Linked DNA regions of Homo sapiens: all the other regions are linked to region 1. The links are chromatin loops, found by intact Hi-C in ENCODE. Cell type or tissue: Caco-2. All regions are shown on one strand. Links, peaks and the distances in the headings refer to the core of each region. The heading gives the core; the rest is flanking DNA.

The links. A loop is a pair of places that touch in the nucleus more often than their neighbours do. Peaks named below come from ENCODE experiments on the same cell type or tissue, not always from the same donor. Only the 100,000 strongest peaks of a DNase experiment are listed, where the experiment ranks them.
Region 2: it touches region 1 in a loop (2.1-fold over the local background); 2 of 110 quality-filtered maps call a loop at or near these places.
Region 3: it touches region 1 in a loop (6-fold over the local background); 2 of 110 quality-filtered maps call a loop at or near these places.
Region 4: a loop joins it to region 1, with 5 times the contacts of the local background. A loop is called at or near these places in 2 of 110 quality-filtered maps.

Annotation. Positions count from the first base shown.
Region 1 is chr11:94,828,430-94,836,209 of GRCh38, reverse strand. AMOTL1 (angiomotin like 1) reads right to left here. Exons shown (of 13, transcript NM_130847.3): 5 at 6,016-6,160; 6 at 4,669-4,758. Among named protein-coding and RNA genes, the nearest start is that of AMOTL1, 64 kb to the right of the region's middle. In Caco-2, for the core only: no CTCF peak of the experiment used is centred there; a DNase peak (open chromatin) is centred at 3,219.
Region 2 is chr11:94,635,502-94,643,281 of GRCh38, reverse strand. The region is part of intron 4 of PIWIL4-AS1 (PIWIL4 antisense RNA 1); the gene reads left to right. LINC02700 (long intergenic non-protein coding RNA 2700) reads right to left here and starts at 5,239. Exons shown (of 6, transcript NR_187352.1): 1 at 4,929-5,239. RefSeq lists an enhancer at 2,768-3,267. In Caco-2, for the core only: no CTCF peak of the experiment used is centred there; DNase peaks (open chromatin) are centred at 3,251, 4,553 and 4,821.
Region 3 is chr11:94,733,709-94,741,488 of GRCh38, reverse strand. It overlaps PIWIL4-AS1 (PIWIL4 antisense RNA 1), which reads left to right and starts at 1,134. Exons shown (of 5, transcript NR_135093.1): 1 at 1,134-1,271. It also overlaps a transcript of AMOTL1 not described here. RefSeq lists an enhancer at 6,463-7,135. In Caco-2, for the core only: no CTCF peak of the experiment used is centred there; DNase peaks (open chromatin) are centred at 3,941 and 4,260.
Region 4 is chr11:94,743,149-94,750,928 of GRCh38, reverse strand. It overlaps a transcript of AMOTL1 not described here. Among named protein-coding and RNA genes, the nearest start is that of PIWIL4-AS1, 6.7 kb to the right of the region's middle. RefSeq lists a silencer at 1-86. In Caco-2, for the core only: no CTCF peak of the experiment used is centred there; DNase peaks (open chromatin) are centred at 3,048, 3,588 and 4,038.

The DNA of each region.
Region 1 (7,780 bases), core at 1,100-6,099:
AGGATTCAAAATAATCTCCTTATGCTCTATGTGGGTCAACAGAATAAATGTTTATGTCATCTTAATTTCTGATCTGTGGTTCACACAAGACCTTATAGAAATAAAAAAACCAGGAGGCATTTTCTTTTAGGAAATGATTTTAGTCTCCTTTAAGTTCTATAAGAGACAGAAAACGAAAATAGCTAAAATAAGATTCAAGGGTAAGATGATGATTGCCAGCCAGCTACATTGAAAACAGCAAATTATTATTTTTAAAACAATATGGTCCAACACATTTTTTTCTGTTAATTTTTAGACCTGCAAGAATTTTAAGGGAAATCAAATGCATATAGTTCTGACTCATTTACACCCATGACTCATCAATATGTTGTTTTAAACAAATCATTGAATGTCCAAGAAATCTTCTGTTTTTAGAGAGGCACATCATTTAACAGCCAGAATCTTAACACAAACTTGAGTTTAACCAGATATGTTGAACCTGCAGTGCCTAGCAAATCCCAAAGCGGTGGAGATAGGCTCTTGTGCAACCTTTAAACATGATTTGGGTTTATCCCAAAATAACGCAAACATGCCAGAGCTAATCAGGTCCCACTCAATTCAAGAATACAACAAAGCTCCAACATAACTATTTAAAAACCCCAATAAAATGAAATTTCATTTCCACCAGTTCATTTTCTTCACATCTAATATTTTATTTTTGGCTTTCTGGCCTAGAGCTGATGGGAATTCTGCAGCGCTATCCATTTTCGAAAGAAACAGTTTTAAAAAGTTTCCGTGACTGAGAAGACACAGCTAAGAATGGTAAGAGGTATTTCCAGGGGTTCTGCCTTTAGCAGACAGTAACCTGCCTCTGGTATGCATGTGTGTATGTGACAAACAAATGGGAAAAATGAGAACCTTAGTTAAGTTGAGGGACAAAGAAGCCCGAGTTTCTCACAGCCAGACCAAACAGGAGTTGGCTAGAGGCCCTGGTTTTCAGGAGCAATTTGGCTTTGACATCACCATCCTATAAGCTACAAAAACATTTGGAAAAACAAACAAGCAAGACCAGAGAATTCACAGACAAACAAAAAGCTGAATTCCTCCAAAGAGAATGTTACAATACCATGAAGTGACAGGGGAAAAAAATTCCTCAAGGGCATCAAGCTCCTAAGCACTTAATTCTTCAAGATTTTTTGTATAGACAAATCTCATGACTTGGGGGAGTACAATGAGCCTGTTTCATGTCCACTTCAGTCTTTAGAATTAAGTAGTAATTACCCAGGCAGTCCACCAAGGCCTTCATAAAACTCTAACTTAAGAGCAGAGTTCAGTTTTTAGAAGAAAACTACCCTGAGCAGAGGGAAATGTTTAAATCTGGCCAGGAAGGAGCTCCTCCCTCCATTAACTGGGAGATCTTTCAAGTCCCACCTGCTGCTTGAACTGCAAGAGTTGTTTGGGTGTTCTTAGACTTGGATGGCTAGTTTCCGTGCGAACACCTAGCAAAAAAGCTGAGCATGTTATTCTCTACTTCTCCCTTCCCTCTGACTCTCCCATTGCCAAGGTGGCTGGCAGAAGCTTCACAGCCTAACTCGGGCTTCTTGGTATGTATTACTCCAAGACATAACTTTTTTTTTTTGAGACGGAGTCTCGCTCTGTCGCCCAGGCTGGAGTGCAGTGGCGCGATCTCAGCTCACTGCAAGCCCCGCCTCCCGGGTTCACGCCATTCTTCTGCCTCAGCGCCCCACCCCGAGTAGCTGGGACTACAGGCGCCCACCATCACGCCCAGCTAATTTTTTGTATTTTTAGTAGAGACAGGGTTTCACCGGGTTATTCAGGATGGTCTCGATCTCCTGACCTCGTGATCCACCTGCCTCGGCCTCCCAAAGTGCTGGGATTACAGGCGTGAGCCACCGCGCCCGGCCCGAGACATAACTTCTATTGCAGTCTTGCCTTTCTTCTAACCAAGTGCTAGAATCCCAAAAAAAACTCACTTGAAAAGGATGGCTTCCCTTAAGTGGGCAATATTTATAATTATAATCACTAGGTGTTTGAAATTTACTCTAACAATAGGGTTTCTGAACAAATATACAGATAATGGAACACATTAATAACTAGGAAGAGAGGCAGTAATTCATGCCTGCCATTCTGTACCCACATGCTAAAATGAAAGCCTGACAGAGAGCACCATCCAACCTTCTGAGTATCTTTGCACCTATTGTTATACCTGCTCACTGAGCTGTGGGTTGCAAGGTGAGATGACGAACATGTTCAAACCTTAAGTCATTATCTAATCCCAACCTCCTCCTCCTGCATTTTATTGGTAAAGGGTGATCATCCATCCAGCTGCTCCAGTCACATCCCTTTTTCTCACTGCCATTATTCAATTGGTCAACCAAGTCCTACTAAGTTGTCATTTGTTTATCTGTCCCCTACTCTTCCTTGCTATTTCCACTGGCTTAGTTCATGACCTCTCTGTCTCCTCCCCAGAAACTGTACTGAAATACCTGCTAACTAGTCTCCTTGCCTCTAGGACAGTCCCTCATGAATTTCTCCTCTGCTCTGCCTCCCAAGTTAGCTGCCTAAATATGTGCCTTGGAAACAATGAAATCATACTCATAATTTGAAGAAAACATTGGTGAATATTATTATAACCTGGGAGGGTAAAAGGTATTTCTAAGCAGGACAGAAAACCTAGAAGGCACAAATGTGGTCACTTAAAAGTGTCTTCTATAAGATAAAGAACAAAGATTAAAAACAACTGGAGAAAATATCTGTGACATATATATGTGGGGGACATGCTAATTTACTTAATAAAAGAATTCTTACAACTCACTAAGAAAACAACCTAACTATAAATTTGAAATAACATCTTGAGTCCATCCCTTGGCCACACTAGGAGAGGAAAAACTAATGTAAATAATTATAAAGCTGTGAAGGCACAAAGTGTCCTGCAAAGATTAGGTGTAAGAAAATTGGTTAGGTATCACCATTACCAAACCTGCTTCAAATGCTCTGCCTAGATTCAATTACATTACATATCGACACTGAGATCCTTTAAGCAGTTGAAAAATGCCTCTGGTCTCTTGTGTTTGCCTTCAGAACACAAGTGGAGCATATTTGCACAGAACAAATAATTCCTTGTCAAGCTGGAAGGGCCTCTTTGCTTGATAATTGATGTTTCAGCTTTGAGCCAGAAGGTTAAAGTCTTTCTGAAGAACATTTCTGAGTTCACACAGCACTAAACCCTATTACTCCATTATTCCACACCAGCCTTGGCTGGGAGGCCAGAACAATGCCCATCAGGTGAAACTGAACTGGCTTTTCCATTTTGACCTGAACTAAGTAATCAAATTATGTCCCTTGACAAGAAGGCAAAGTATCCACAGAGTGTACAACACTGGCATTGCTAACATACCTGCCAAAGACACTAACTATACCTAGGCATGCGGTCATCCAGAAGGAATGTGTCACGATCTTAAATGCAAGTAGTAAAGACAACTCACCTTTCAAATGAAACCAAGGTGAGATCTATTGCACCCACAGGAAGAGATATAAGATAAATTTTGTTACAAAAGCAAGTAATTCAAAGTGCCGCTATAGCCTTTTATGTGAATCTGGAACATGGGCCAATCATCTGAGACCACAAAGGAATCCCAGGCAAAAGCCCTAGATAGTATTAGTGTCCATTTGCAAAAAACGGAATTTAAAAAATATAGCTAGTATTAATAGCTGGAATGCAATAATTAATCAATCTGGGGGACACACAAGAGGTTAAACCTAACCAAACAGTATTGGAAATCAGAAAATTTAACCAATTATTTTCCAGTCTTTAAAATGTAGGGCTGCACTGAGGAACCCACACATCAGAAGACCCCATCATAAGACAGATGGCTAGTGCCTGAATACATTACTTTTTGTTGTTCTGAATTGTCTTAACTTTGTGAGCACTTACTCATAATCTTATTGAGAATTATGATATAGATATGAATTCCATTTTCAAAACAGCTTAAAAAAAGACAGTTGGATTTTTAAATTTCTGGCTAGTGCAATGAATCTGCAGAAATTCAAACCTTGACCAATGGTTTCTCAAAATCCATTTGATTCTATCATTTGCCTCTGCTAAAATTAATAAAATATTCTCCCAATAAATCAAGGCTTACAAAGCCACTGTTCATTATTCCTGGCTGAAATGGTCTCAGTGGCTTCTGGAAATGAGTGTTACACATGGAGATATATAATGCGATCACTTAGATGGCTTGCACACTGGCAAGGGGCAGCCAGTCTAGAACTCCACAACCTATACGAGGACAAAACCTCCCTAGAGAGAACCAAACCCCACCACTAGGCTGCCTTCCATTTCCTGGAGAAAAAGGGTTGTAACTTATCTGAAGTAGTGAGTGCCAGGACATGCTATGATGTTGCTATTGCTTGAAGGGTATTATAGAGAGAGAGAGAGAAACTGTAGGTCAGAGGGACAGAATAAACATTACTAAAGCAACACACAGTGACCTCAGCTTTGTCTCGGGCAGACCTAGGAGGGCCTCATCTGAGATCAATAGGTTGTATGCTAAATTAACAAACAAAAAGCAAACAGCACAAAACCCACTTGAAACTAATATGATTCTTCCTTCAGGACCCCGTTTTTAAACAAACAAACTTTGGGATAATAAATAAGTGGAGACTCACTCTGGGAAGCATAATGCCCCTCTGCAGCTTTGTCTTCATGCCCTTCGTATTCCCTGCTGGATAGTTGCCTGTTAGCAGTCTCTAGTCGATCTATGAACAAAGAGGAAATGATTACAAAGAAATGTATATGGATTGAAGTCATCATCTAACCAAGAAATGAAATATGTGCCAAGAGCTGGGGAGGAAGAGATGCTCAGGCAGGAGCCCAAAACTGAACAACTTGGGGACAGACAGTAACTATGTCCCAAAATATCAAAAGAAAAGGCTTCAGATGCCACACTGTGTCTTTATGCGATCTAATGCCAAATGATATGCACGAGCAGCAGGCAGCTAGGGAGAGGTGCTGAGAAAAACCACCTCACTGCCTCCAAGGCCAGCAAACCTGATTTGAAGTATTCACAAAGACAGTCTCCTTGGCCTCAAACCCAGCCCTAGTCTAATCTTGATCATCAGCTGTATATTTTAGCCAGTGACAGCTTTTTGTATCTCAGAATCAAAGAAAAAAAATAACGAATACCAAAAAAAGTCAAAATGACCTAATGTATGAAGACTGTACACAGCAAGTTCTATGTTTGCTCAAACCACTTGGTAAATCTTTAATTATTCAATAAATAATCCAACTCAACAAGTATTCACTGGATGCAGATGATACTCAACCCAAAAGAGTTTGTAGCAACAGAAAAGGTGGGATCTAGCTACTGGGTACTACCAGGATGTTGAGTGTTTTGACATATGAAGCAACTGAAAATGGCTTGGCTGAAGGTGAAGTAACATTTATAGGTTAACTCATTGTGCATATTGGAGACTGCCAAAATCCAGCAGCAGGTGGCTCCTATCTTTCAGCGAGTTTATTGTCTACTTATTTCACAACTGTGGGGACTTTTTCCCCCCAGGGGGAAAATATGTCTAGCTCTGTCTTCTATTGTCCACCTAGCAATAGTTAAGTGCTGCTTTTCAAAGTGTGCTACCAAATGACAGCCCCATGTGGAAAGGGTTGTGCGTCTAACATTAATCTTTTCAAACATTTGGATTCTCATAGCCATGAATCGTGGTTGAGTACTTTCAAAGCAAGAAGGAGCCGCAAACAGAATCCCTTCCTTTGATAGACTCATGCATACAGGCTGTCACTTCCAAAGCTTGATGCTGCAATATACAACCCACAAGGCAGAAAAGAACAATTCTGCTTTTTGAGCACCTCCTCCCTTCCCCAGATCATTGAAATACACAAGATTATCCAACACAGGTAGACCAGTACCTGTGGCAAAGCACTCTGGCCTTGAAGTCGTGCTTTTAGCTACACTAAAACTCTACAGGTAGTTTAGATAGAGAGAACATGAATAAACCTGCCTCGGAGGTCTCTGTTGAAATCATGAAGTCTTCTAATCTCGCCTTCCAATTTGTTTCTCATGGCCTTGTCCAGCGATTCTCGCTTGGTGGTAGACTTGACCAGACTTTCATAGGCTTCCGAAATTCTCTGAAGTTCTTTTTCAAACTAAAAGAAAGAACTGGCATTAAAGTGGTACCTTTGACATTCATGCTGGTGTCTTGGTAAAATGGATTCTTAGACATTGCCAGTGTGAAGGCTGTATCTTCAATGCAGTCTTTCTGCATCTCAAGTTTCATGTGTACCAAACTGTATAATCGATTTCACTCCCCCACCTGCTCTCTAAAGACTACATTAGGATCTTGTAAATTACAGGCTCACAAGTCTGGCCGAACTGTCTGATGTCACCTTGTAAAAGTCCCTCTGTACCAATATTAGAAAGGGGTAAATCTAATCATAACTTAAACCTCTTACACTTTTAATGGCAATTTATAGCTATTATGATTATTCCCAGTTAACATCAGGAAAATATTAAAGTACAAAAAAAGAAACGACTATAATTAGAACCCAAGTTTCCAGACTCCAAGTACAGTGCACTTTCCAGAGACACTTCTATCTGTCCCCAAAGGAACATAAAATCCACTGGAGGAACGGCTTCATTACCTAGTATTTTTATTCCTTTGTCTATAAAATTATCTATATGGTGCAGTGGCTCACGTCTGTAATCCCAGCACTTTGGGAGGCTGAGGTGGGTGGATCACCTGAGGTCAGGAGTTTGAGCAGTCTGGCCAACATGGTGAAACCTTGCCTCTACTAAAAATACAAATATTAGCTGGGCATGGTGGTGGGTACCTGTAACCCCAGCTACTTGGGAGGCTGAGGTGGAAGGATCGCTTGAGCCTGGGAGGCGAAGGTTGCAGTGAGCAAGATCACGTCACTGCACTCCAGCCTAGGGCAACAGAGTGAGATTCCGTCTCACCAAAAAAAAAAAAAAAAGGATTAATGGACATGTACCTAATCATAAACAAATATATCACAGACAATCTCTTTATATTCAGGAATTGATAGCCAAGAAATTAAAATCATTTAAAAAAATATTTCACTAAATCAAAAACTAACTGGGGAAGCCTTTAATCTACGGCACATATAAATTGATAACAAATAGCTCTATTCTAACAGGAGTTTGATATAATAGTGTGATTTTGATGTAGATATCAATAAATCCCATTGTATTGTTATGTAACATAAATGCAAGAGAAAGGGTAAAGACCAGGTGAGGGTGCCTGCAAACATGGATGGATGCTTGATGAGATGCTGCTAAGGTCAGAATCAAAGGCAAAGCTGATGGGGTTGAAAGCACTAGTGCCCTTCACTGGGTCCCAGATCACAGCCATGTTTTCAGTCCTTCCATAAGACAGCAATGGCACCAGGAGCCAGGGACCCTCTTTTCTGAGCCCCAACTGCCCAGATCAGAAAGTCCTGCCAAGACTCCTATAAATAATAAATATCTGAACAGATATTCATTGTTTGCTTACATGTCAGGTGTTTTTCCAGATGCCAACGATACAGAAATAAGGACAGCAATTCCTGGCCTTTAGGAGCTAGGAGTCTTAAGTTGGCCTGTAAATATTACAAAGAGATGGTAGTCCAGGAATGAGGGCAAGGTAGAAGTGGCAGGAGGTAGGGCCAGAAGGAAGGACTTTAAATTATGGGCAGGGGAGGCTTAGTGGGGGTGAGAGATACTGGGGAAGGAAGATTATAACTCTGATCTCATCCAAGTTTTTATAG
Region 2 (7,780 bases), core at 1,219-6,218, 190 kb after region 1:
GCCTGGGGAGGAGGGGAGAGGTCAGATGGGTCTGTAGAAAAGGAAGATTAGAAAGACTCAGTGACGCTTGGGGTTGGGACTGAGGGGACAGGTGGGAGGGAAAGAAGGAAGATTTGGGATGAGTTGCATTGGGAACAGAGACTAGAGAGGGACCGACGTGTAAAAGAATGCCTGGATGTCAGGCACCTCAGACCATTTGCCCATTTTATGACAAGAATTATTTAGATCTTGTAGGATGGAAAAATTGAAAGTGCCATTTTCTGGCTATTTGGAACTACTGTCGAGTTTGTATTGGGGTCAAGCGGCATTGCAGAAGAAAATAAGATGCTTAGATTTTAGGTCAGGTGAGAGTTGAAGAGGTTTTAAGTTCTTAAGAACACAGGCTAAGGGAGAAGAAGGAGGAATGGAAGGTGGAAGCTTGCCCATAGTAAAGGAGGCAAGCCCAGAGAAAACAGTAGAGACACGGAGAAGGGGTGGGGAGTTCTTGCCCTCCAGAAAAGCAGAGAAGGGGTTGGGGCACAAAGGTGCAGAGATATAAGAGGTTGGGGCGCGGAAATAAGGGATTGGGGTGCAGAGATATAAGAGGTTGGGGCATGGAAATAAGGGATCGGGGCACAGAGATATAAGGGGTTGGGGTGGGGAAATAAGGGATGGGGCGCAGAGATATAAGGGGTTGGGGTATTTGCCTCTCCCCTAGAAAAGCGGGACTTGCCGCTAAGGGTGAAGGAGAAGGGGTTGGGGGTTTCTTGCCCCCCAGAAAGGTGAAGAAGGGGTAGAGACATGGAGAGAAGGGGTTGGGGTATTGCCCCTTCCCCAGAAAAGCGGGACTTGCTGCTAAGGGTGAAGGACCAAGACAGGCGTCCCTGCATGGTCTGACACCTCTGAAACTTGGGTGAATAATCAGGCATCCCTGCAATGATTAAACACCAAGGGAAGGCTGCCTTCCCTAGTCCGTGACCGACACCGGAGTTTTGGGTCCACAGATAAAACGTGTCTCCTTCGTCTCTACCAGAAAATGAAAGGAATTGAAATTAAGAGAAGGGAAAGATTGAAGAGTGGAAAGGAGAAAGTGGTTGAGGGACAGTGAGAGAGCTTGGAGAAGAGAGTAAGAAGAGGCCGCTTACCCGATTTAAAATTGGTGAGATGTTCCTTGGGCTGGTCGGTCTGAGGACCTGAGGTCGTAGGTGGATCTTTCCCATGGAGCAAAGAACAGGAGGACAGGGGATTGATCTCCCAAGGGAGGTCCCCCAATCCGAGTCACAGCACCAAATTTCATGTGCGTCTGTGTAAAGAGACCACCAAACAGGCTTTGTGTGAGCAATAAAGCTTTTAATCACCTGGGTGCACGCGGGCTGAGTCCGAAAAGAGAGTCAGCAAAGGCAGATAGGGGTGGGGCCGTTTTATAAGATTTGGGTAGGTAAAGGAAAATTACAGTCAAAGGGGGTTGTTCTCTGGCGGGCAGGAGTGGGGGTCACAAGGTACTCAGTGGGGGAGCTTTTGAGCCAGGATGAGCCAGGAGAAGGAATTTCACAAGACAATGTCATCAGTTAAGGCAGGAACAGGCCATTTTCACTTTTTTTGTGGTGGAATGTCATCAGTTAAGGCAGGAACCCACCATCTGGATGTGTACGTGCAGGTCACAGGGGACATGATGGCTCAGCTTGGGCTCAGAGGCCTGACAAAGACAACTGCTTTTCTTCCAGGGCTGATGAGAGACCCAAAGGATAAATAGAGCTTAAAGCAAGTTGGAAGCCGTAGACCATTATGCAGATGCCATATATTATTACTTCTTTACAGTTGGGTTGGTTACTAGAGGACTCACCAGCCCCAGCACCCAGATCTCATGCCTCCTAGCCTTCATGGTTTCCAGAGACATTCTGAATAGCCACGGGCCGGCTGGTGCTGACAACTTGGTGTATTCTGGCCAATGGGGGAGGGAGCTGAACGAAGGGATGTGGGCAGGGAGCCATAGTTCTTCCTGCCAAAGCAGAATCTTTGCCTAATTTCCCCATGACAGTCCTACGTCCATGAAGAACTGAGGAGAATGACATCAGTAAGTCTTACACTCGAGTTTTCTGTCAGAGCAGGTGCAACTTCAAAACTGCTTCCGCCCTCAGGACCAGGCATTTCCTAAACACCCCTCCTCCTTCACTTCTCTTCTCACTGCTGCCTGTGGCTGAGGTATTCTTAATGACAAGCCATCGAGTCCATGATAATCAGCTGAGGAGTGATTCTCATTAGATTTCAGGGAAGGAAAAGGCTCAGGCCATGACTGAAGGATGGAAAATAAGAAGGAATATAGCTAACCTGGCCTCTTCACCTGACTCTACTTAGAGTCCATCTTGACAAGCAGATTGGAGTCATGACAGTTCAGACCTGAAATGCTGGTTTTTATTTAAAGGAGACAGGTGGGAAGAGGGGGATGGGAATAACAACACAGCCATTTGCTGCATAACTAATTACCAAAAATTAACAGCTTAAAACTTAAAACAGCTCCCATAGACCAGGAGTCCAGGTTCAGTGTCTCGCAGACTATAATCAGGGAGGGTCTAGCGTCCCATCTGAGGCTCAGAGGGGCAGGGGCGGGGCGGGGGGTGGTGGTGGTGGTGATGGTGGTGGTGGTCTTCCAAGCACACGTGGTTGTTGTCAGAATTGATTTCCTTGCAGCTGTAGAACTGAAGCATCTTGCCTCTTCAAGGCTAACAGGAAAGAGTGAGTCTCTGACTCTAGGCTTCTTACTTGACATTCTCCAGGAACTCACCTGATTAGGTCAGGCCCACCCAGGATTATCTCCCTTTTCATTAACTTCACCTCAACTGCAGGATTTCTTCACCTTTACTATATTCTACTTTTCAGAAGCAAGTTATACATCCCTCCCACAACTGAAGGGGAGAGGATGACACAAAGATGTGGATACCAGGCAAAGAAATCATAGAGGCCATTTAAAAATTCTACCTACTACATCCTCCGTTTGCTGAGCTCCATGTGTGTGTTGCAGGACTTTCTCCTTAGTTCAGCTAAAGACGGGGTCCTTGTCAAACATCCATGAAATATTAGGCTTGCAGACACTTTGAAGGGTGAGAAAAATGGTATTTATTGGGCGAAAAGGGAAAAAAAAAAAGGAAAAACAGAGACTCTCCGGAAAGCCAGAGTCCTGCTACTGCACTTCCTGCCTGGCGAACTGAATCCCAGGTTCCACCCAGGAAGAGGGCGGCAGGCTCCTCCCCACTGCAAACCACGCGAACCTCCCAAGGCTCCACCCCAGCGTGCATTCCTCCCAGTGTGCAGGTCAGGGAGGCTCTGCCAGGGAGCACTTCCTACCTGGCTGTCTCATGTGGGGTGTGTGTTTGTGTGTGTAACAGAAATCAACTTGTTCCGACTCACCTTAGCAAAATCAGGGGGATTGGTTTTAAGGAAACGATGTCTTGTGGACCCAGGATACAAATGCAGCCTGACCTGTGGAAGGACAGGAGTTAGGGTGAGGAAAGCCATAGGGAAACTTGGATCCCTATGGCTTCATCATTCTCTCTCTCTCTGTGAACCAACTTTATCTGCTGTCCAATTTGTGCTTTACAGTTCCAGCCATGGTTCCAACAACCATGCTATCTCATCCCATTGTCTCTGGTAGAATCAGTATCTCTCTCTTTCTCTCCTCCATTCCCAGTTCTAAATTCTTAGAGAAGGAATCTTGGGTGGGCTGCTCATCTGTATTGTAGTTGTCTGTGGCCAGAGAGGACAGGATGCATGTTACAAGCATGGCTGCTGGGAATCCACCCATGGTGATCATGTAGCGAAGGGAGGATGGGGTCAGTTCCAGGAGAAAGAGGCTGAGGTCCCAAGAGATGTCCACTGCATGGTGTCAGGCTTTGTCATTAGTGGCCAGTATGTGCATATGCCACATCATCTGGTGCACAACTGAGCAGCAAGGCCTTTTGCTGGTGGAGGGGGCGGAATGAGACATGTTTAACAGTGTTCCACAGTTAGTACTATGTGCTGCATAAACCAGGGACTTGTTTCCAGCCGGAAGTGATGCTTCCTGTCAAAATCAGTTTACAGCTATGTTCCCATCACCCCAGCACTTAGAAGAAGGCTGATCCCACAGAAAGAATTCAGCAGCTGCAGAGAATGAGGATATAGGCACACAGGGCCCAATTTAGAGACACAGCCCTGCAGCATCTCATAAACCTTTTTTAGAAATGGCTGAGAAAGAGCTGCTTTGAGCAAGAAGTGAAAGTAAAGAAGGATTGGGTAATCAAAAGCCCGGAAGAAGGAAGGGAATCTTCCAGCACAGAGTGTAATGCTCATGTTTTGCTAAGAAGAAAGTGAGACACACAAAAGGCTCCAGACAGGGCGAGTTATTAAACCTCAGACATGCTGCTTAAGAGCTCTTACCAATTCTTACTTATGAGGAACTGGCTTCCAGATCTCTCGTGTGTCTTATAGTTGTTTTATACAAGTGTGCACAGGGAGGTATAAACTGGATGTGATTCTCACCCCAGGATGTGGGTGCTTACCAACCAGTCCTTCTGCAGTCTTCACATAGTTCAAAGCCAAAGGATCATTTCCAGCGCTGACATATTTGTGGAATCTTCAAGGGAAAGGAAAAGGCTAACCCAAGGCAAAGTGTTATTTGCTCACATCACTTAAGGAATTTTTTCAAAATTCTAGAGATTAACGGGTAAGTCTATAAAATTCAAAAGGAACTACTATATTAAAGTAGGGTTGTCATCACTTCTCCTTGCAGTTATTGTCTCCCTGTCCCCTGGCTCCAAGTGCATTGCATCATGAAAGGAAACTGTCACTCTTTTCAGCATTGGCTGTTCTGACTTGGTATTTTACTGCATGGTGATCTGATGCTGTTGGGGAGACAGGCATGTGGAGCATTTTAAGCCACGAAGGAAGGTATGTGAACTAAATCCACAACTCACCTCTTAGGAACAACTGCCTGAGGATAGGGTTCTTTCAGAAAACATAAGCTCTGGTGACAAATTCACTCAACTGATTGCTGCACCTTGTTTTAGAAAATGCTTCTAGAGGTAGCAAAATAATTCACATGAGGATTTATGAAGATGTACTTCATCCTTGATTTGGGAAGAGGTGAGAGAGACGATGTCCACCTACCACGGTTCACCCATGTGAACTTTCTTGTTACTCCTACTGTGTCATCCAGTCACTGAGCAAAGTCCTGGGCACACTTCATTAAACACAGTACCTGCTTTTGAAGAATTCACAGTCTCACAGGAGAGAAGTATGTGTAAACTGATGGTTAAAATACATCACAGTGTTAGGTGTTGCAGAGGGGAATGGGCAAAGCATTATTAGATCATAGAAGGAATGACTAGGCATGCAGCTCCTTCCAGACTCAGCTTGGGAATCCTCCCAGTCCGACGGCTGTGCTCTACCACTCTCTGCTCACTTTCCACATGACATTGGTACTTTGTGCTCCTGTGTCTCTCTCCCCAACAAGGCTTCAAGCCAGGGTTTCTCAGCTTTGGCATTATTGACATTTTGGGCCAAATTTTTGATGGTAGGGAGGGGGAGCCGTCTTGTGCGTTGTAGAATGCTTAGCATCATCTCTGCCCTCTACCCAGGATCGCTGCCCTCTGTCTGCCAGTAATACACACACACACATACACACATATGACACAGACACACACAACACACACATGAACACAGACACACACATACCCCCCACACTATTAATGGCAATACAAAGTCTCTGCCAAATGTCCCCTAGGCAGCAAAATCGCCCCAGTTGAGAGTCCCTGCTTTAAGCTGTTCCAGGGCAGCAATGACATTTTCTTCATCTCTGAATCCCTGGTGCCCAGGACATTTCTGTCACTGCGAACCAAACAGAATATGGCTTGGAGGGATGAGGGAAGCCTTAAATAAGAGAACTATCTGATTCGAAGTATAAAGAGGAATCATCTAGGTCAGCACTCTCCTATAGAACTTTCTGTGATGATGGAAATGTTCTATGTCTTCACTTTCCAATACAGTGGCTGCTACGTGTGGCCTTTGAGTACTTGAAATGTATGACTGAGGAACTGGATTGATTTCAATTACTTTAAATGTAGCCTTCAAAGGCCACATGTGATTAGAGCCTCCATCTTAGATAGCACAGCTCAAGCACTGAGTGGCCTGGCCCAGGGTAAGCACTACTCATCAAATGCAAGTTTGGGTTTCAATAGATTCCCAGATGATTCAAATATATATTCATACTTCCAGTTTTTCTGACCATTATCCAAGCGTAAAGCAATATATTTTGGAATAAATTGAATATTCCCATGCTTCCTTCTAAAGAGATAATAAAAGAGGCTGATCCCACCTATTGTAAAGCAACCAGGGATGCCATTATTGAGGGGCTTGAAGATAGATGCTGATGAAATTCTTAGAATCACCCCATTTATTTAAAAGCAGCCCATCTGACTATCTAAGCTTCCATGCATTTATCTAAATAATGGATATTGAGGGCCTACCAGATGCTATTGTTCGATGAGATCACAAAGATATGCAAAACAGCCAGAGAGAAAAATGTAGAAAAAACTATGCTGCACTGTTAGAAGGGCAGGAATGGAGTTGTGTGTGTGGTACAGGGAGGATACAGGGAAGGGAGATTCTAAGTGCCTGAGATGGACAGAGAAGTTTTGACAGCAGAGCTGACACTGAGCTGAGCTTTAAGTGAGAATTAGCTGAGTCAGTTTCCTAAACTTATCTGAACAGCCACCAGACACAAACACACACAAAAATCACCTAGGGACTTGTTAAAAAATAAATTCTCAAGTTTCTTCCCTGGAAATTCTTAGTATAGAACTCAGTTTTAGCAAGCATCCCGGGCAAATATAGGAAGTGAGTGTTAGGAGAATGGGGCCCATAATTACCATGTGCTGATAGAAACGGTGCCAAGGTCTTGATAATGTTTCTGATAGCTAAAACTATCAGTATATCACATTTGACTTATATTAGAAGGCAGGAATTTGAAAAATAAAAGAATGAAAGAGAAAGGAAAGCTACCCATACTTCCACCATGTAGACCTAATCATTGATATTTTTGATAAATATTCTGCTTGTCTTTTTGTGTACACTCACACACACTCACACGAAACTGGAAGAATACTATACCTATTCCGTTTTTTACATACTTTTTTATCTTACAATAATTTTAGATTTAAAGAAAAGTTGCCAAGATAGGACAAAGTGTTCACATATACCCTACACCCAGTTTTCCCTATTATTGTCTTATATTAGTACACTGCCTTTGTAACAGTTAATGTACTAATATTTATATGTTACTGTTATCAAAAATCCATACCTCATTCAGATTTCCTTAATTATTATTCATTGCTCTTTTTCTATTCCAAGATCGGATCCAAGATATATTATATTTAATTACCATGTCTCCTTAGGCCTATCTTGGCTGTGACAGTTTCTCAGTCTTTTCTTGTCTTTCTTGACCTCGACAAGTGTTTTGTAGACTTTCCTTAAACGGATATTTTTCTGATATTTTTCTCATGGTTAGATTGGAGTTGTCTGCTTTTGTTTTAATTATAATTTTAAGTTTGGTAAACTTTTAAATTACAGAAAAAAAAAATAAGACAAAGATGCAAATATCATCAACCCAGAATTGACAGTTGTTATCATTTTTGTATTTGTTTCATTTTTTAAGAAAACTAATAGAATTATAGTCAAATTCCCTTTATTGAGCATCCTTACCTATAATTCACAACCCTCCCTGCCTCATAGATGTAACCACTGTCATGAATTTAGTGTGCAATCTTCC
Region 3 (7,780 bases), core at 1,581-6,580, 95 kb after region 1:
TAGGTCTTACAGTTTAATGATTACACCGCCGTTTTCAGCCCCTGACTTCATTAAATTCAGGGTAAGGACGACCCACACGACGTCCTTCTCGTGCCAGGTACTTGGCAAGTCAGAACCAGTCGCCGCTGTGTCCTCCCGGCAAGATGAGCGCAGGTTTCAGAAGCCCCAGCTCTGGAAGTTTGCTGTGCCAGGCTCCTCGGAGCAGCACCACTGCCCCAGACGAACACGCACACACACGCACTCACACACACACACACGCACACGCACGCACACACACACACACGCACGGCTCATTGGACACTTGCCCTGCCACCCCCGAAAGCACAGCGCCGAGGAAAGGCCGGTTCCGGCCGCGAAGGCAGCAGGTGTCCCCTGACCCTTTCCCTCCGCCCTCCAACCCCAGCCCCATCCCTAGCTGAGTTCCTATGGACGCCCCCCAAACTCGCAGTTCTCGGGCAGAATTGCGACCAAGAAATAAAAGACAAAATGAGCAGACTTACCTAACTCGTCTGGGCTGTAGGATGCGGGCGAGGCTTCCACAAACTCACTGTCTGGGGGAGAAGAAAAGCAGAAAACAACTCGAATCGCTACCATTCAGGACGAACCCGCACAAGCACCAGCTCAAGCGCAGGTCCCCGGGAAAAGCGCGGGCTTCTCTCTCCCAGCGCTCAGAATCCCTGAGCCGGAGGCCCCGCGGGATTCAGACCGCCAGATCCCCAGGGAGTGACAAATCGCCGCAGAAACTTGGGGGACAACTCGGCCCTGGCACCGCGCGGCTTCCAGGCGCGGTCAGGCGCGCGCCAACTTTCCCCGCGTGCCACCCCGCGGCTCCCCCGGCCGGGCGCTGGGCCGCGGCCGCATCCTCTGCCCTCAGCCCGCGGGGCGCATTGCTCTGTCTGCCGGGCCTGGCGCCGACGCCCCAGCGCCGAGGAGCCGCGAAGTTTTCCCGCGGTCCCGGGGGCCCGAGGGCGCGCGGCGGCGGCGGCGAGCACCCCTCGCCCACCCAGGCGCCCCGCGCATCCCCGCTCGTTGCTAGGCGACCGTGGCCGTCACGCTCCGCAGAGGCGCGCGCGGCCTCCCAACTCCCGGCTGGCGGAATCCTCCCTAGTCCCCGCCCCGTTTGCCCATTTTCCAAAAAATCAGAGCATAACCCGTTCTAACCCGATTCCCTGCTCTGTTATGTTATGTCTGCCCTCCTCTGATGCTTGGGAAATCGTTTGTTCTGTGGGCTTCTCCTGAGGAGATGGACGATTTTCAGAGCTTGCAGAAAGGTAGGAGGAGACCCAAATGCCCCCCAATCCCCTCCTTTTGGAACCAGAATTCCAACTCCAGTCCAACATTATTTCCTACTCTTCAAGAGATCACCTGGCTCAAGTGGGCAAAGTAATATGAGCTGCATTGCACAGGTTGGGAAACCGAGGCTGAGAAGTTGTTAATTTATGCGTGACATCATTATGGTAGGGGTATGTGAGGGAGAAGTGGGGGAGGAGAGAAGAGCAGTGCTCCTTCTACTCTATAAAAGATTGACTGCTTTCAAATACAGAATGTAGAAGCAATGGTTATGCTCTGAGAACTGTAAATTCTAAAATAATTAATGTAACACTGTGAGAACCTCCCCCTCTGAGTCAGTAGCCTGATAACTTGGACAGATGTGTTATGTATCTCCCCCCAGCCCCCAGGACTGACTGTGACTGCTCTGCATTAAGGGGGCGAGGGTGCTGGACTTGGGGTGTGCTCCAGAGAGAGCCCCGCAGCTGATGGCCCATAACAGGGTCAGTGGGAAGGAAGGAACAAGTATGGAAATGGTTGTCCTTTCTCCATCCTTGGAGGACTATTGGAGGGTCAACAGTCTGGGCAGCCTCCTGGGGGCCTTCTATTGTCTCAAAGTGATCAGAGCACCAGCTGCAGCAGCCTAAGGGCCCCGATCTGAGCCAATGTGCTCTCATCCTGTAAACACTCAGCCATCTCTGGCTTTTCCACTGTCAGTTTTTGGTTTACAAATCACCATGAAGGACAGAAAGCCCCTTCGGCCAGCATTGCTTAGGGAGCCCAGGGAAGCAGGGGTGGGGCTGTCCTCCCCAAGCAAGGCAGCATTCTTGAGCTGCTGAGCCTATCTCTCCAACCTCTTCTTTTTCCTGCTTCTTATAATCTGAGCTCCCAAATCCAGGAATTAAATATGTTTGGGTGAGGGTTTGCACTCATCACTCCATCCCCTCCCAACTCCTAGAATCCTCCCATTTGTCCTCTGGAACTCATGGTTCATCGCTAGCAAAATCTATATATCCTCAGCCTCCTCTCTGAATGTTTCTTTCAGTGTTGTGCTCTGACCCATACCTGGCTTTCCTTGAAAATAACAGGCTGCATTACTTGCCTCCTCTACTTATTTCAGCCATCTATGGATCCTCTGGTTGTTCTACCTCATTTCTTGAAGATAATGGCATCTGATTCACTGTCACTTTTCCCAGTATCATTCCTGTGATTATTCTTATTTTTCTCCATCTACATAGTCACACTCTGATCTCTCAACTCTTCTGCATCTTATCCCTTTCTTGACCTGCTCCAACCACACCAGCCCCCTGCTGTCATAGCGACACCATGCATAATATCAAGGTGAAGTAATCCACTCTCCTACCTTTCCAGCTTATCCCCTCTGTTATTTTAATCCAATGTGTCCTTGACCCCACCAGCATCTATAATTTACTTATCCATGACCTTTTCTCTGCCCCTCACTCTCCTCATGACCCTCCTTCCTTCCTTATGGACTTTAGTTTCCAGTTTCATTATTATTTCTCTCTTACTTACACCTTCAAATCCATGTTCTGCTCTCTTTCCATGCTATTTACCTGGTGAAAACACAACCCTAGTAAAATATAACTCTCCACCTTCTTTCCATCTACACCCAGCTAAACATGATTGAAGAAGCACAAAATTGGCTGGGCATGGTGGCTCACATCTATATTTCCAGCACTCTGGGAGGCTGAGGTGGGTGGATCACCTGAGGTCCTGAATTTGAGACCAGCCTGGCCAACATGGTGAAAACCCATCTCTAGTAAAAATACAAAAATTAGCCAAGTGTGGTGGCACATGTCTGTAATCCCAGCTACTCAGGAGGCTGAGGCAGGAGAATCGCTTGATACCAGGAGGTGGAGGTTGCAGTGAGCAGAGATCACGCCATTGCAGTCCAGCCTGGGTGACAGAGCAAGACTCCGTCTCAAAAAAAAAAAAAAAAGCACAAAATTATGCTCTCTGGTCTTATTTTCGATTCATGTCCACTAAAATCAAATGGAGCTAGTGCAGCCCAGCAATCACTCTGCATTTGCCTGTTTATTTACTCTCCCGCTCTCTTGTTGCTATGGATGAATCATCTAAGGCCATTATGGCCTCCTGTATGGATCAGATCCCATTTATGTGGCTTTTCCCTCTTCCCACCTGGATTAATATTTTCTTCTGTCCTTGATCACTCCTGTCAGTATACAGACATACTACTATGATCCTGTCTTTTTAAAAATCCTTTCTTGACTCTATGTATCTCCAGCCATTACTCCAATTCTCATCTCCCCTTTACAACAAAATTCATTAAAATAATTGTCTACACTGATAGCACCCATTCTCCATTTTGCTCTTACAAGCAGCCTAAATAGGTTTCTACCTCACTCTGCCAGAGTAGCTCTTGTCAAGGTCAAGAATGGCTTTGCCATTGCCAATTCCAATTATCAGTCCTAGATCCTAACAGCAGGTTTTGACCTGCTGATCTTATGAGTGGATGGGCTCAGATGGGCTGTCTGCAGAATCAGTCTCCTCTGGTTTCCCATAGAATCAAGCAAATAACATTTGTGTCTCAAGAGAGGTGACCTATAGAAGGCCTTGGGATCAGCCAGACCTGGGTTCTAATACCTGTTCCAATACTAGCTAGTAACTTAATTTCTTTCAGCCTTAGCTTTGTGTAAACATGGAGATAATAATCATACCTAGCATACCAATGTGGTGAGAGTGCAATAAACTAATGCACTTGGAGCCCCTAGGAGAGAGAGTGTCACACTGTAAAAGTCAAATAAACATTAGTTATTATTGGATGCCATGCTCCTTTACAGCTGACACAAATGGACTCTTTTTATCCCTTAACAATTTTGAGTTACTAAAAGAAGATATTAACCACAGAGTATGTTTACATTAGAGGAATGTTCGTTGTCTCCAACTTTTAGTTTGCATTCCAAGAGTTGGCTTGAAGGCTGGTTACTTGGAGCTGGCAACAGGTTTACCCCTATGAAGAGCGTTGCCAGTGCTCCACAGGGTGATTAGGTTCTGGAGCCTGCCAAACTGTTCTCACAATGGACTTGCCTTCAATTTGTTCATATAAATGGATGACTTGTAAACTAGGAACTATCCTTACAACATTTTAGTTATTTGAATTTCCTAATCAACTGAGGGTTAATGAGAAAACATTTCTCTTGTTTCAGTATTTGCTGTTGAAAATTCTCTAAAGTCAATGATTCCAATTTTCTATCTTAGGAAGTAGAATAGAGCCAACAATAATGTTTCATATTAATTAAACAAACATTTATTGGGAATTTACCATGCTTCCAGCGCTGTGCAAGGCACTGCAGACACAGAGATGATCAGTGCCCTTCTAATAAGGGATTCCATGACAGACCTTATTGAATCTCAGGGCAATGTCCAAAGTGCCTACCCACACTTGACTTTTATAGGTCTCTTATAAAGAAATGGTTCTGCTGGAGTGTCACTGAGTTATAATAAACAGTGCACAAGTTTACGGATTTGCATCTCAGCTCTGTGAATATTGGGTGGCAGGCATTTTCAGTTTCCTAACAATAATACATACCTCACTGGATTGTTAGGAGCAGCGAAATAGGTAAGGTATGAGACAGACCAGGCACAGTGTCTAGCACACATAGGTACATAATAAATATTCATTTTCTGGCTGGGAATGGTGGCTCATGCCTGTAATCACAACACTTTGGGAGGCAGAGGCAGGTGGATCACCTGAGGTCAGGAGTTCAAAAGCAGCCTGGCCAACATGGTGAAACTCCATCTCTACTAAAAATACAAAAATTAGCTGGGTGTGGAGGCAGGTGCCTGTAATCCCAGCTACTCAGGAGGCTGAAGCAGGAGAATCGCTTGAACCCGTGAGGCAGAGGTTGCAGTGAGCAGAGATTGTGCCATTGCACTCCAGCCTGGGTGACAGAGTGAGATTTCGTCTCAAAATACATACATACATAAATAAATGTTCATTTTCTTCCCACATAGAGGGCTAGAGCATGCCAGATTGCTCTCCTTTTCATCCCAGGTGGCAGGTGGGCCTCCTGCTGCCATGGCCCCAGCAGACAGCAAGAGGGAGTCCCTGCCCCTGTTTCTAGGGAAGCATATTTATTAGAGGTGGGACGTATGGGGAGGAAACGACAAGGTGGAAATATTTCTGGAGCTCAAGAGGAAGTTTACCATAGAAACAGATTATACAGGGGCCTGGTGTCTAATGGTCACTGTTACTATTGCCATGATATATCGTGAGTTGATGGGCTTTTGGGAGCTGGCCTGGGAACCCAACTCCTAACTCTAATGTTCTTTCTTTCCTTATATTATTGTAAATGTTTTAATTTTATTTTTATAATATAAACAAATAAAATGTGTTTGCTGTAAAGGAAAAAACATTTGGTATAGATGAGTATAAACTGAAAAATAAAAGTCTCCTTTCCTGTCCTCTCCTAATCTCCATCCGCAAACTAAAAACCATCCACAACTTCTTATGTGTCCTAGTAGGAATTTTTAAGGCATATTCAAATGTGTATACGAATTGTTTAAACAAGTTGGATATTATTATTATGGATTCCAGATTAAAGGCAAAAATTTCTAAATGAAATTTTGCTCCACTCCCAAACATAAGCTGGGGTATGACTGTTTTCTGTTTAGGAAGGCAAGAAAGTATATTAAAAAGTCATAGAAGAAAAGTCTTATCAACCATTAGAAAACAGTAAAATCTTAAACAAAATTTAAGTGTTTAAAGGGTAACACATAACGCTTCAGTTATCTGGAAAACTCAATCAGCTCCCTCGTTCCTCAGTAAATGAGGTATGGTTATATAGCAACACTGGACATAATGCCAGGATCAAAGGAAATCTTAGCTGCATTTCTAGAGCTAAGAGCACACTCTACATACTTTTTTGGGGGTACAATGCCCATCACAGATATTCTGCTTAGTGTGCAGGGACTCCAGCTGTAAGCCGGGAACCTGCCCTGTAGCAGTCTGGGAATGCCATCAAGCCCCTGCCCAGCCTCTGCTGCAGAGGTGGCAGGGTCTGCTTTGACTGCAGGCTCTACTTGGAGGAGCAGACCACAGGAGGGCCTTTACAGGCTGTTCTCACTCAAGGGGCCCCCAGGGGTTACATAGCTACTTGATGGTGTTCAGAAGAGGAAGAGACGGAGTCTCACACAGATATGCTTCTTTCTCCAAGAGATGGGTGAGGGGCTAAATGCCACATGGGGAGAAACTTTATCCAGCCAAATGATGCTATTAATTCTCTTTGCAAGAAAGAGCTGCACAAATGCCATAATAACAAGTTAAGACAGTAGCTAGGGCCCACTAGGATGTGTGTATGGCCTTCCCATCCCCAGCCCCCAAGGAAATCACCAATTTCAAGCATGAAAGACAGAAAGAAGTGAGCTGAGCTGAGTCATCTCTCTGCCTTCCTCTCCTTCCTGGTATTGCCCTTTGATCATCTTCTCTGCAGGTAGCCTTCTCTCTCCTGGAGGCCCTCTGCTAGTTAACAGCAGAGCAGAGCGGGGAAGCAATACCCGCTCCTCCTCCCCTCCTCTCCCAGGGGAGCATGGGCAGGACTGATTTAGAGGGAAGAGGGGCTAAGGCTGCCTGAGCTCAGCATGACTCTCTTCTGTTATCCTTGTCTCTTATCTGCACCTCCTAGGACAAGCCAACAGATAGGACAAACACATGCCTATCAGTAAGGTTTCATCAAAATGAAATTTGCAATTGATTGGTTGAAGCATTAGCTCCCAGGCTGAATTGGCCCAATGGGCATTTCTTGTTCTCTAGGATTTAATAGTCTTTCCTTTTAGCACAGCTCCACTTCTTTATAAGACTTGATGAAAAGGAAAAAGAAAACACAGCTGTTTTATTTTCCCTAAATGAAAATCAGGCCTCAGGTAACTACTTTGTTTCGTAATTTCCAGAAGACAGGAGTGGGCTCCATAGGAAGAATAATTAACCATATCTCACCTAAAAAAATCATTATCCTAAGCAGAAACAATACAGATGTTGTATGGATCTGCCTCAAGGCCAGCGACCAAGAGATGAAATGAAATTAACTCTGACAGGAAGCCAATGGTTCATTTTGGTAAAAATGCCAAATGTGTCCTCTAAAAATTCCAAATATCAATGCAGGAGGTGCTATCAACAAAAGCAAGGTGTTTTGGGAAATATATAAATAAATTAAATTTGTCCCATTCCTGCACTGCGTTCCCCACCAGATTCCTGTTACCAAGTATAGTCCAGAGAGGAAGATTTAAAAGAATCTTCACTCAATATCATATCAAAGGAAATAAAATCTGGCTGAGCCAAGAAGCTACTAGAAGGTGTACTTGGACATGAGTCAGAATAAAGAACGATTCCAAAAATACATACAAGAAAAGGTCCCTGCAGAGGAAAATCATACACTTCCGACTTACACTCAGATCTATTGAGTGAAATCAGACAAAATACCCAGTGTTAAGATTAAGGACAAAAACATTTGCTGCAATTGAAATCTATGAC
Region 4 (7,780 bases), core at 1,594-6,593, 86 kb after region 1:
ATCTGCTTCACTAAGTTGTTCTGAGAATGAAATAAACTAATGTGCCCAACAAGATTAATCATGGAAAAGACTGAGTTACTCAGATTTGGGGAAGTGTAACAACGCTGAACTATTTTGTGATTGTTTTGTTGGAATAGGAGGCCAAACCACACCCCCGTGGTAGGGTGAGGTTTCCTGTGAAGGGAATTGAATTTTCCACTGTCAATCATCCTGAGAAAAAGTTAGCTCTCAGAAGCTGTGTTCAGGGCTTGAGGAGGAGGATGGCAGGATACATAGGCTTCTAAAGGGTGGAGAGATCTAGGGTACATCACGGGAGCAAGGCAGGGGATAGGGACGCCCCTGTCAGTTGGAGGCCAGCTCAAGGCTACGCACACGTAGCCCACCCAATCCCAAAACCTAGGACAGGTGTAGGCTTGTGTCGCAATCAGGAGGACCTGGGCCCACTCAGAGAGTGCACAGGAGAGTAGCATTCTCATCCCTGCAGCCAGGAGAGAGTAGGACCCTGGGAAACCAGTCAGGCTCTCAAGTAAGCAAAGGCCAAGCCTCCAAGTTCTGGTGTGAGTAGGGGCAGCAGCAGCAACAGCCAGTGTCAAGTGGAGAAGAGAGGGCATGGAGCAATTATCACGGTGTTCACGGGTCTCAATATGGTGTTTCTGAATCCCAGCTCCCCTGACAAGACACTAGAGCAGCCAGAACTGACTCTGTGCATGCAAATAAGCACCACCTAAGGATTCCTGGACCATAAAACTGCAGGGTGGCCTTTAAAAAGACTCCATTTCTTAGTAAGATGGGCAGGCAAATGCTTGGAAATTGTTATATTTGGGGGTACCACTGTGGGTAACATGACCCAAGCCATAAGCTGAGTACAATGGTTATATGTATAAAGTACAAAGTGCCTGACACAGTAGGTGAATCTAGCCTGGTTCCTGTCTCCTTTTTCATCCCCATAAAAATGAGAGGGAGGAAACTTTACATTTGTCTTAGAACAGATTTGTTCAAAAGTCTTGAATCTCAACCCATCCTTCTGAAACAGGATAGGGAAGAGGAGATAAGTGACAGTATTATTTAACTTATATGCCAAATCTTTCAGAAAGCTTTGACCATACTTGGAGGTATCAGACAGAAAGACATTTAATGGTGGTTACTACAATCAGGCATTTCTCACATAATGCATTTAATCCTCACCACCATGGGCTGCGGTCAGTACTATTATTATCCCCATTGTATCAGTCAGCGTCCTATCAGGAAATAGATGGTATGTGCAAAAGGAGTGACTGAAGACAGTCTAATGAAGCAACTATTTACAAAAGGGTTAAAGGAAAACAGCAAATGATGATGAAGCACCCTGGGGCTAGTCACTATGAGGAGCTGCTACCATCCCTGTGATGGTTAGTTTTAGGTGTCGACATGACTGAATTCAGGGATACCTAGAGAGATGACAATGCATTATTTCTGGGTGTGTCTGTGAGGGTGTTTCCAGAAGAGGCTGGCATTTGAGTAGGTAGACTGAGTGGGGAAGATCTGCCTTCAATGTGGATAGGCACCATCCAATTGGCCGGGGGCCTGGATGGAACCAAAAGGGCTGAGGAAAGGCAAATCCTTGCTGTCTCTTCAAGAGCTGGGACGCTCTTCTTCTGCCCTTGGACATCAGAACTCCAGGTTGTTTGGGTTTTGAACTCCAGTACTCGCACCAGTGGTTACCCAGGTTCTCAGGCCTTTGGCCTTGGGCTGAGAGTTACATCATCATGTTCCATGGTTCTGAGGATTTCAGACTTGGACTGAGGCTCACCATGGCTTCCATGGTTCCCCAGCTTGCAGACAGCCTGTCACGGGACTTCTCACCCTCCATAATCACAAGAGCAGATTCCCCTAATAAATTCCCTCTCATCCAACTATACCTATATATATCCTATTTGTTCTGTCTCTCTGGAGAACCCTAATGCAACCCATAAGCTGGAAGAGGAAGTTATCAGAATCCAGCAAGACAAGATGCTATAAGAGAAGGCCATTCTATAGTTATGTGCAGCAGAATCACACAGCCATATTGTCCCACAGCTTGATGGGAAGGAAGTAGGTACACTGAGTTCTCTTTCTTACCACCCTCCTGTATCCTGCCAGTGCTTCTTATTGGTCAAATACAACAGGAATCCAGGTGATGCATTCCAAAAGGTAAGTGTTTCAGAGCACAGAGAAGAGTGATAAAGGATGGTAAGTGGGTCTGGAAAAGCATCAGAAAATAGTACATGATTTTAAAGTTTAGGAAAAGAAGATACAGATTAAGTAACTTGTCTATGGTCATAAAGCAAGTAAGAGGTGGAGCTAAAATTCATCACTCAGTATGGCTTGATACCCATGCTCTTAACCACTAAGATGTGCTTCCTATAACTTGTTAGGAAGATTGCTAGTCATCCAGCATCTCTTTCTCCCTGTACCCTACCCAGCTATTCTCTGATAATAGACTCCATCCTATCCCCACCCAGTTTTCCCAGTCTTCCTGGAACTGCGGGTAGCCACGTGACTAAAGTTCAGGCCAATGGAATATAAGTGAACACCATTAGATGTGTGCAGCTTTCAGGTTGTGCCCACCACTTTCCTTCTCCCTCGTCTATGGACTAGAATGCGGATGTGATAGTAGAAGCTGAAACAGTCACCTTGAACCACTGCATGGAAATTACTTTTGAGGATATAGTGCACCCTGAAGCCACCAGATCAGCACTGGACTGTTCATGCTCTAAGTTAAAAAGAAATAAACTTACATATTGTTTAAGTAACTGTCATTTTGGCCTTTGTTATAGCAGCCCAACCTATATCCTAAATAATACCAAGACCAAGCACCCACATGGCCCAAATGAGGCTCAGTCATAATGGTTTGAGCAATAAGAGAAATACGACTGGTATAGTCAGCTAGTGATCACCAATGTGTGTCTTCTCCTCTTTTTCCTGGCATATAACTAGACTACATTTTTCCACCCCACCCCATTCCATCTGGGTGAGGCTGTAAGACTAGTTCTTACCCTTGGAAAATGAGGAGAAGTGAGTATTTTGCCTCCAGGCTGAGGCAATCAAGGGTGAACATTCTTGCTCACCTGATTCACTTACCTGACAAATGGATGCAAACATCACTGAAAGAATCTGAGCCCCTAGAAGATGGTAAAGCCAGGAAACGGAAGAAGCCAGGGTCCTTAATGACACATGAAGCACAGCCCTCTGACAACTCTACATTTGACCATTGCACAAGCACGAAACGCAGTCTTCCTTGTGTTAAGCCACTGACACTGGGGTTTAGCCTATCCTGACTAAGGCATAAACACTGTGATCCAGAGCTGCAATCTCATCCCATATTTTTGGAGGACAAGGGGGTAGGAGGAGACTGGGAAATATTTAAGTTATTATTTTAAAGAAGTTATACAAATGTCATAATTTGTCCTAATAAGACCCAGCATACATCCTGCCTGAATGAGGAAGGCCAGAATAGCACAAGAAAACACTTTCTCCTTGCATATTGGCCCTCAGGGGAGTTAGCCCTGGTGGCTCCCAAGAATGCTATTCTCATGACACACTCCTCTCCTGGCACTCATAGGCCAGTTCACCAGGTCTGAGCAGAGACAGCACCAACTGAGCTCCTTGAGGCATGCCAGAGGGTCAAGCAACCCCAAAGGGCAACAAATTATGAAAGGTTAAGAAAACAAGGAACCAGTTTGCTTGTGGGTGGTGAGAGTGAGCTCCCCCACCTATTCTTTCTAAAGTCCAGATTTTCTAAAATAAGCACATACTGCTTTTATACTAAAAAACTAAAGTTTAAAAATTGGACTTTCAAAACTTCAAGTTTTAAGAAAGATAAAAAATAAGCTGGATAAGCCCCAGGAATAAACATAGGAGATAGAGGTCACAGAAGAAAGGATCCAGTCCTCAAGGCACTGTTACAACAAGCAGAAAGGCCAGTCTTAGAGATATACAACTGAAAAGATAAAGTGTCTCACGGGTCACACCCTCACTCCGTCATTCAACAAATATTTACTGAAGATTAACTTGTGCTGGGCACTGTGCTGGCTGCTAGATTTACAAAGAAGAATAAGGTGGCCACAGTGTAGCGCAGTTGTTCACAATCTTAGCTGCACATTGAAATCACTTGAGATGTGATTAAACCCAAGCAAACAAACAAAAAAACACAATAACATTGATGCTTGGGTCCACATGCCAGAGATGTGGATGTAATCATTCAGGATTGGGAACTGGTCTCAGGACTTATAAAAGCTCCTCCTGATTCTAATGTGCAGCCAAAATGGAAAACCACCAGGAGGACATGACACATGGGATTAGGGTTGAAGGCTAGATAGGAGCAAGCCAGGGGAGAAAGGGAGAAGGGGGAAGAGGGGCATCCAGGTGGAGGAAACCAAGCTGAATGTAGAGGATTGCCCCATAGTTCCATACAACTAGAATGTCATAGTGGGTATGAGTGATGCAGGTTATGGCGTTCCTCCTATGTCAAACCAAATATCTATCCTCCAGGTAGAGGAGAGTCAGTCAAGGTTATTCACAGGGCAGACATGGTCACATCTGGGTTCATCCAACTCTCCACACATCCTTTCTAACCCTCTCAGATGACCGTAACTTCTAGCTATGCATGGAACTACCGAAAGGCTATGGAAAGGTGTGGGCTTTGCCTCCTCAGAAAATGGTACCACCATCTCAAGAAAGAAAGCATATTTCTTGACACTCCATCATGACACTTCAATACAGCATTCATCCAGAGACACACCCCTTTCTCTACTGCCTTTTAAAAAATCCCCTTTTTGGTGACTTAATTTTATTATATGATCTTGCTGCAACACTGAGAATCAATCCCCCAAGGAGCCAATAGTTATTCATTTGCAGACTGATATAAAAATTCAAAGGTGGAATGGACTATCAATCATGAGGCAAAAAAGTAGTGGAACTATCACCAAAACCTCAGATGGAAAACCATTCCACATGTGGCTCCAGGGACGAATCACTAAATAATTCCACTGACCTAATCACCATTCCTGACTACCTCCTTTTGGAGACTAGGTAAGTTGTAGAGAAGCTTCCAGAAATAAAAACCGCTTGATTAGTAGGTGGGATAACTGGTAAAAGCTATTTTATCCTTCAATCTTGGGAAATAAGTATGTTTTAAATGAATAATAATAATAAAACAATAAAATAAAAGCACTTCCTGAATTCCAAGCACATTCAATACATGGACTTTACATACACCATTTACCATATCCACGCAAGGTCCCAGTTGAGTTGATTAAATAACTGAGGCTTAAAGCAGCTTAATCACCTGCCCAAGGTCACAAGAAACTGCAAGAGAATTCAAACTAAATTTTTAGGACTTCTGTGATGACACAACATAATAAAAAATATACATATATTTGGTTTTCATCCCTGGTTCTCAGCACAGAGCTCCTAAAACCCTTGAAATTTCCTGAGTGATAGAGGTGATAGGAGCATCTTTTTTTTATTCATAATAAATACCTTTTAACCATACCTGAGTTTATGCTAATGAGATAACTGGTGGCTGAAAGTCCTTAGCTTCAGGTTGGGGGCTGGTTGTGGGAAGAACCAACCATATTATTAAAAGGTTGGAATTCAATTAGAACACTTGGACACAGAGTGGGGAACATCACACACTGGGTCCTGTCGTGGGGTGGGGGGATGGGGGAGGGATAGCATTATGTCATAATGTCATAATGTATGGGGGATGGGGGAGGGATAGCATTGTGTCATAATGTAAATGACGAGTTAATGGGTGCAGCAAACCAACATGGTACATGTATACCTATGTAACAAACCTGCATGTTGTGCACATGTACCCTAGAACTTAAAGTATAAAAAAAAAAGTTTGTTAGCAGGTCAAGGAAAATAAAGATCAAGAGCCAAGGAAGGCATTCCCTGGGATAAAGATAATAAATTTCAACAAATCAACACTAAAAGTAACTTTATAATATTGATTTAAAAATTTAAAAAACCATATTTCTTCAATGCTAAGGTGTCATCTTTTCACATTTTAATATCATAGATATAATAGCTAACATTCATCTTGCACTTACTTTGTACCAGGTTCTGTTATGTGTGCTTTACATGTGCTGACTCATAGAATATGGGATATTTCATGGAGTGAAAAATTTCATCTTTTGCTCTCTGAAAAGTTGTTATTAAACCAATGTTACAAATTTAAACTCCATGACTGTTTAGAATCCAGGAACCATTGTAGGTGCAGAAATAAATAGTGCTTACAGATATACATTAACAAAAATTACATTGAGGAAAAAAAAAGTTGGAATTTCCAGCCCACCGACCTATTCTCCCCACTTCCCCACCTACTACCCCTCCACCCTGCCACACACATACCTGACCTCTGGGGAGGGGAAAGGGACTGGGGATTGAGTTAATCACCCATGGCCAATGATTCAATCAATCATGCCTAATGGAACATCCATAAAAACCCTAAATGAGGAGGTATGGAGAGTTTCTGACTTAGTGAACCTATCCATGTGCCAGGAGGGTGGTGCACCCCAACTCTAAAAGGACAGAAGCTCCTGTGCTTTGGACCCTTCCAGACTTCACCTTTTGCATCTCCTCATCCAGCTGTTCATTTATATCCTTTAAAATAACCTGGTAAACATAAGCATAGTGCTTCCCTGAGTTCTCTAAGCTATTAAAGTAAATTATAGAAACCAAAAGAAGGTTGTAGGAAGCCCTGATTTGTAGCCAAGTTAGACATAAGTGTGGGTAATATGTGGACCCACCACTTGCCGTTGATATCTGAAGTGGTAGATAGTCTTGCAGGACTGAGCTCTTAACCTATAGGGCCTGTGCTAACTCTGGGTAGTGGTAAAATTTAATTAAATTCTAGGACATCTGGTTGGTGGCTGCAAAATATTTAAGAATTACTTGGTGTGGAAAACCCACACATTGGGTGTCAGAAGTATTGTGAGTACAGGCCAGGCACAGTGGCTCACGCCTGTAATCCTAGCACTTTGGGAGGCCGACAGAAGAGGGCAGATCACCAGAGGTCAGGAGTTCGAGACCAGCCTGGCTAACATGGCAAAACCCTGTCTCTACTAAATTTCCAAAAATTAGCTGGGCATGGTGGCGGGCACCTGTAATCCCAGCTAGTTGGGAGGCTGAGGCAGGAGAATAGGTTGAACCCAGGAGACAGAGGTTGCAGTAAGCCGAGATCATGCCATTGCACTCCCATCTGGGCGACAGAGCGAGACACCGTCACAAAAAAAAAAAAAAAAAAAAAAAAAGAAGTATTGTGAGTAGAGAAATAATTTTCTTTTAACTTTGCTCTGCTTCTTCTTATATTCCGGCCAGGAGTGAACCTGTGCTCATCTGTGCTCCCGAAAGAATGGCTGCTTGACAAGCTCATCAACTGCTGTAAAAGGCATTTTTCCTGCTGTGTGTCTAAGAAAAGCACCAAAAAACCACCATGACTCTTTCCAAGGGAGAAATGACAGCTCCGTCTTTGACCTGAATAGCATGAAAACAAGGCAGTCTGATCCAGAGAGCTGCCCTGTCATGGAGAGAATAACCCTTGGGGACACCAAGTACCCAAACAGCACAGCACATGAATATAAACAATGAATACCCAATGGCTATAGGCCTCCTTTGGCTTACAGCCCCTCACAGCACTTTAAGAGGTGAAAATAGAACTGGAAGACGCCTTAGGGATCCCCGGGCACAACCCCCGCTTTTTGCAGATAAGGAAACTGAGGCTAGTTAACATGTCTATTAAAGAAGCTGGAGCAGG